2 separate regions of the Mus musculus genome follow, and region 2 is linked to region 1. The links are chromatin contacts, found by Hi-C in ENCODE. All regions are on one chromosome and are shown on one strand. The core of a region is the stretch at or near the end of the contact, and the rest is flanking DNA. Distances in the headings are between cores, read along the strand shown. Region 1 holds the start of Ndufa5 (NADH:ubiquinone oxidoreductase subunit A5). Region 2 holds the start of Pot1a (protection of telomeres 1A).

What was found. A loop is a pair of places that touch in the nucleus more often than their neighbours do.
Region 2: a map of regulatory T cell shows a loop between it and region 1 (8-fold over the local background). The contact joins the promoter of Pot1a here to the promoter of Ndufa5 in region 1. A Hi-C loop is called at or near these places in 3 of 37 maps with a recorded cell type or tissue (T-helper 17 cell, regulatory T cell and v-Abl transformed pro-B cells).

Annotation. Positions count from the first base shown.
Region 1 is chr6:24,526,234-24,529,058 of GRCm38, forward strand. It overlaps Ndufa5 (NADH:ubiquinone oxidoreductase subunit A5), which reads right to left and starts at 1,457. Exons shown (of 5, transcript NM_026614.3): 1 at 1,293-1,457; 2 at 1,040-1,084. The coding sequence starts at 1,313. Asb15 (ankyrin repeat and SOCS box-containing 15) reads left to right here and starts at 1,911. Exons shown (of 10, transcript NM_080847.3): 1 at 1,911-2,036.
Region 2 is chr6:25,807,900-25,810,599 of GRCm38, forward strand. It overlaps Pot1a (protection of telomeres 1A), which reads right to left and starts at 1,319. Exons shown (of 18, transcript NM_133931.5): 1 at 1,276-1,319.

The DNA.
Region 1 (2,825 bases), core at 207-2,706:
TCAGTACTTGATATGGAAATATAAACGTTAACTGTTGTCTGTACCCCATGAGAGCCAACCTAAACCTAAAACCTGTCTAAGAGCTAGGTCTTCAATACTACAACATGGGGAAATGAAGGAACAACTGGAAAAGGCAAATAATTAGGGGGAAAGAAACAATAAACAATAAAACAAACAAACAAAAATCCCAAACTAAGAAACTTCGAAGCTCTGACATCCAGTAAACAAAGTACTTAATGCAGATTATCAAGAGTGTCAAAAATGCTTCACTTGGGTCAATGTGAGGGCACAGAGGGCAAAGGTGCCTGCCAACAGCCCCGTGACCTGAAAGATCCCCAGGATCTACAAGGTGCAAGGAGAGAGCCAACTTCAGAAAGTTGTTTTCTGACGGACAAACACTGGCATGCACACAAATAAATAAACGTAAGGATATTTTCAATGCCACTTTCGGTACAATTACGAGAAATGTGAACTGACTAGCAAATTTAGCATCACTGGTAACTCCTTAAAAAAAAAAAGTTTGGGCCTCGCTTAAGTGTACTCAAGGAGTAAGAGACAGTGAGCACTGACAACGCTTTCGAGTTATGTGTGTAGACGGGAAGGAAAGAAATGGTGCAATTGCTGAAAGGGGGGATAAATCACAGTGGTTTTGTTTAGGTTTGTTTGGTCTTGGTTGTTGTTTATGTTTCCCCAATGGATACCGAAGGAGGCAACCATGAGGACGACAGGGTCAGCCAGTGTGCGAAAGGCAAGGCAGAAATGTCGGTAGGGAAAGGATGGAAAATGAAAATGCGACTCTGAAGGGAGCTGAGAATACTCCACACCACTGACGCTAAGAGAATGCCGTGAAGAAACGCGTCTTAATTAAGAGGTCACGGCGAAGGCAAAAGGAGGCATTGCAAAAAGGATGCCACGGGGTCAGCGAAGCTCAGCGCTGCCCCGGAGGCCAGAGCTCACGGGGGTCTCGTTAATCTTGCAAGGGCAAGTTCGGTCGATCACAGTCTTGCTTGAGAAGGACGACACAAAAAGTCGCACTTACCTCGTGTGGAGTGTCGCACACCGCCAACCCCACCAGGCCAGTTGTCTGTGCAGAGACAAAACAGGACCGTGATGTTTACCGTAATCCCCTGGTTAGCCGACCCTCCCGACACAACTACGCACCCTGTCGCCCCCTGCCAGGACAGCGGAACACTCCCCCAACCCCTCCTCTTAGCGTCTCTGCCCACCGATGAGGGAGACGCGGCTGCCTACGGTCCCCATTCGCAGCATCACGGTGACCTCCACACGCTCACCTTTTTCAGCAAGCCCGCCATGACAGCGTCCAGCGCCTCCAGCGCACAGCCCTCTGGGAACCTTTCCCAAGCCCGCTCAATCGAGCGTCGATGCTGCCCCTGAGTCACCTAAGAACACTCTTGGCTCCAACCGCTCGGGCTGGGTAGGGGCAGCTCCCGCCCACCTAGGAGAGGTAGATTTGCGCCTGCGCAGCTCACACAAGCGGCTCCACGCAGGGCTTTGGTGTAGTAGAGACCGACTGACGTCTCTGAGTACTAAAGGTTAAGAAAAGCGCTACGCTACGGAAAAACTTGCAACGTAGTCACTGCAGGGACTTTGATTTTGCTCAGCCTTCGACTGCTATTTTACCCGGACTTCCTCAGGTTATGGAAATGAGGGTGGAAGCAGGCCTGAGCACCATGAAGAATGCTTTCCCTCCACGTGTGTGAATGCATACTCATAAGTGGAAATTATAAAGTGGAATTAACCATCTGATGCATCCGTTTTCTCTTGAGGAGACTGATGAATGAAAGGTTATGAAGTCGTAGTCTTTGTTCCAGTGGGTGTTTATGAGGTCATAGTCCCTGTTCTCTGTCCCTCCAGATCCCAAGAACATCTGTCATTGTTGAGTGTGTTCTAGAATGTGGAATCATGGCTTTATAAAAGATGCATGTGTTCTTTGTAACTTTGGATTCAAGCGTCTGCATGGCAGTATTTGCTAAAGACATCGAGAGTAGACAGACTTGACTGATCCAGGCTATGAGGTACTACAAAACGGATTGCTTCCATGCGGTACAAAAATAAGTAGATTTCTGAACCAACCTGTTGTAGAGGGCCACACTGAATGAAAGCTTGCTAGTGGTATTCTAAGCTAGAGACAGTAGAATTCGCTATAAAGGGACACATCCCGTGGCATCTGTGATATCAGAAGGGGATCTAGGAATGCATTAACAAACATTGCAAGAATAGAATGTTCTGGGTTCGCAGGTGGTAGAAGTGCACTGTATGGCCGACCCAGAGGAGTAAATGTCCCAGTTCTAGGAAAGGCGGATTTTAGGAAAGTTTGAAAATGCCAGAGAGGAGTTTGAGGCAGGAGAACTAGAGCCAAGCTCTCGACCTACTACATCTTACAGAATTTGCTCTTCAGGCCCTCTAACCTCCAACCTGAGCTGGAGCCTGTGGTTCTGCTTCTCAGTGGTTAGAGGCTTTATCGTGAGAGGTTCCATCTTAACAAAATTAGGTAGTTAATGAAATCCAGGGTTCTGATTCAACAGAGGAAAACAAAACAACAACAAAAACAAACAAACAAACAAAACTAGGAGAAACAACTGAAAGAGAGTGTCTTGGTGCCCAGGTAATGGTGAGGACATTTGCCCGAAGGGACATAACTTATCATTCCTGGCTTGTACCAGAAGTGATAACAATGCCAAACCAGACAGTTTACACCCCTCTCCAAAACCTAACTAGGCCTGTTTGAGTCATTAAGTTAACCACTTGGAGATTTTCTCTCATACCATTTGTTCAGAAAGAGGTTCAACAAAATTAATGAGTAA
Region 2 (2,700 bases), core at 69-2,568, 1.3 Mb after region 1:
TTACTTAACCTTTCTGAAATACAGCACCTTTGTCTATATAGGTAAGCTATAAAGCATCAATGTCACAAGTCTTTGTGATAATTAAACAAACTAACATACACACAACACCAAAATGCCATACAACAGAAAAAAAATACTAAATTGTACTGTTCACTTAGCATTAAATGACTATTTTTTCCTAACCTTTCTATCACTAATTCAAATCTTTATCAACTCTTACATTCATTGCTGTCCTTACCTAATTGGATTTTCTCCCTTTAAGCTTTCTATATCCTATATATTCTTTGTACAGGAGGCAGAGGAGGTTCCTCTATATGTCTTTCTCCTGCTAACATCTAGTATGAAATTAACAGTTTTACAACAGCATCCAAATTCTTCAGCATACACGACTGTCAAAAAGGTTAAATACACTGTGTCACACTGAAAGTCTCAGTTTTAATTTCTTAATCTAACATATGAAACCAAAAAGCTATCTCATGTTCACATATCATACTGCTACACATTACTAATTGGAATTAATAATGGTCAGATATATTTATCTTGGACCTTAGAAACGTTTTCCATTGTATCATAAAATAATATGCTCGTTATGTGACTGCTGGAAAACTGTAAACTGATATATTCAGTCTCAGTTGTAACTGTAAAAATAAAAACCAATCTCTTACAAAGATACGAAATATAAAGTATGGGTATTCCTTCTCGGAGGAAAATGTTTTCTGAGTTAACAACCTTCTTAGCTGGATTTCCACTTAGCTTTTGTATTTAAAAAACTTCTAAGATTTTAGATGTTACAATTTCACCAACTTCACCTTGGTATCTTAAAATGTTGGACGTGGGGGCGGGAGATAAGCACGGGTTTTATTCTTTAACCCCTTTGTCAATGAAAATATTGTGTACGCACACTGTACCAAAAAGCTTCCTGATTTCAAAACTGGCATTGGTTGCCTCCTCCCTCAAACTCGTAAATATCCTAAGAGAAACTTGCAATTGATGTTAATCTGTGAACTCTAGGTTGAAACTTCTCAAACTCCTTGCCTGGGCTACTCAATAGCATCGCTGCTTAACGAATAGAGACCAACCGTCCCCAAAACACTCAGCAGCATGAGGGAGGACTTGGATCTGTTCACGTCTCTTCCCGATAGGGATCGGTCAACACTAACAGTACGTGTAACAGCATTTCTGCAAATCTGCACCAAATTTTGCAGTGAAGAGTCCTCGTTATATTTACCCAGGGTCGGCCCGCAGCGAAACCCAAACCTCCCCAAATTCACTCACCAGCAAAACCCGCGGACAACTAAAGTCTGGACCTAGGCGCCTGTGACGTCATGCACGCGCGCGGGCGCGAGCAGCTTAGTTCACGCATGCGTACTCCGCTAGAATTGCAGTGTGGCTGGCCGGGAACTCCCGGGTAAACAAGAAGAGGAAGAAGAGGGCGGAGCCACAGCAAGCTGTGTCTCAGCCACCAAGGCTGCTTGCCCCTCCGCTCCTTGGCTCACGCGGATTTCCGGTTGCCCAAAGGAGACAATCCCCAGCCTGCAGGGCGAGCCGGACCAGTTTAGGATCAGCCATTAAAGGCTAGCCACACAATCCAAAATAAGAGTCTTAAATCCTGTAGCAAGTGAGAACTCTATTCTAAACCAGGCTGGTTCCAGATTCCATTCTGTCGACTGGAAGCCCCTGACGCTAAAGCTTTTATTCTAAGTTAAACATTCAAATACGACTTTTCCAAGGCTATAAATACATGATGGTGATGATGTTATTTGTTTTATAGCACTTTGGTGACATCTGGGGTATTTTCAGGTAAACTGAAGAACCTTGCCATTATTTTCTAAAGCTTTCTTCTCTTTCCCCACTCCCCGTGTTCATAAAATATAAGTGAACCAGGAATAACAACTAAAGTGGAATTCAAGGACTGCCCATTAGAGGAGTATAATAAGGCCCAGATCCATACTGTTAGTCACTTCACACAGTTGTGAAATACTATTTATCCGCTAAGTTTAGCCACTGTATGGATTTTGGATCCTGTGCACTTTGGTTGAGAGCAGGGAACCGGAAGATTCTTCTAACTCCAGCTGAGGTCCTGGAGGCAGCAACTTTGGCAATAAGCAAGCAGGGAATCAGAGAAATTAACAAGAACCATCAACCAAACTGGTGACATACTGGTCAAGAGAACCGTTATTGCTGGTGATAGCTTCATTATAATAACGGGTTAACATTCTTCGGGAGTGGGAGGAACAAACATAAGCATACTTTGAAGCTTATTTCAAGTGGCTTGTGAACAAAGTCCCCCTTTCCCAGGAAGAACAACCCTTTTTCTGAGTGAAATGCACAATTGTTGTTTTACGAATTCCCGGTCTGTTAAATAAGCTGCTGTACTTGTGTTTTTCACAAAGCGTTGCTTTCGCTTCAGAATTAATCCCCCATCTGATCTGTGTCTGACTTCAGACAAAGCCTATACCCAGTTGGTGCCACATTCACTTCCACCACAGTCAAATCCCGTCTATCCTCCTAGTGCATGGTCATGTTCTCCTCATTACTTTCTCTCAGTATTTAAACACATTCTTCTACATTTGAAGTTTACTAGGAGCAGGGATAACGGTTCTATTTTACAGCCAAGACTGTATATAATGGCTGCTAGCTTTAGGAGCTAAATATTCATTGGATGAACAATACTCCAGGGAAAAACATGTTTCTTTTCTT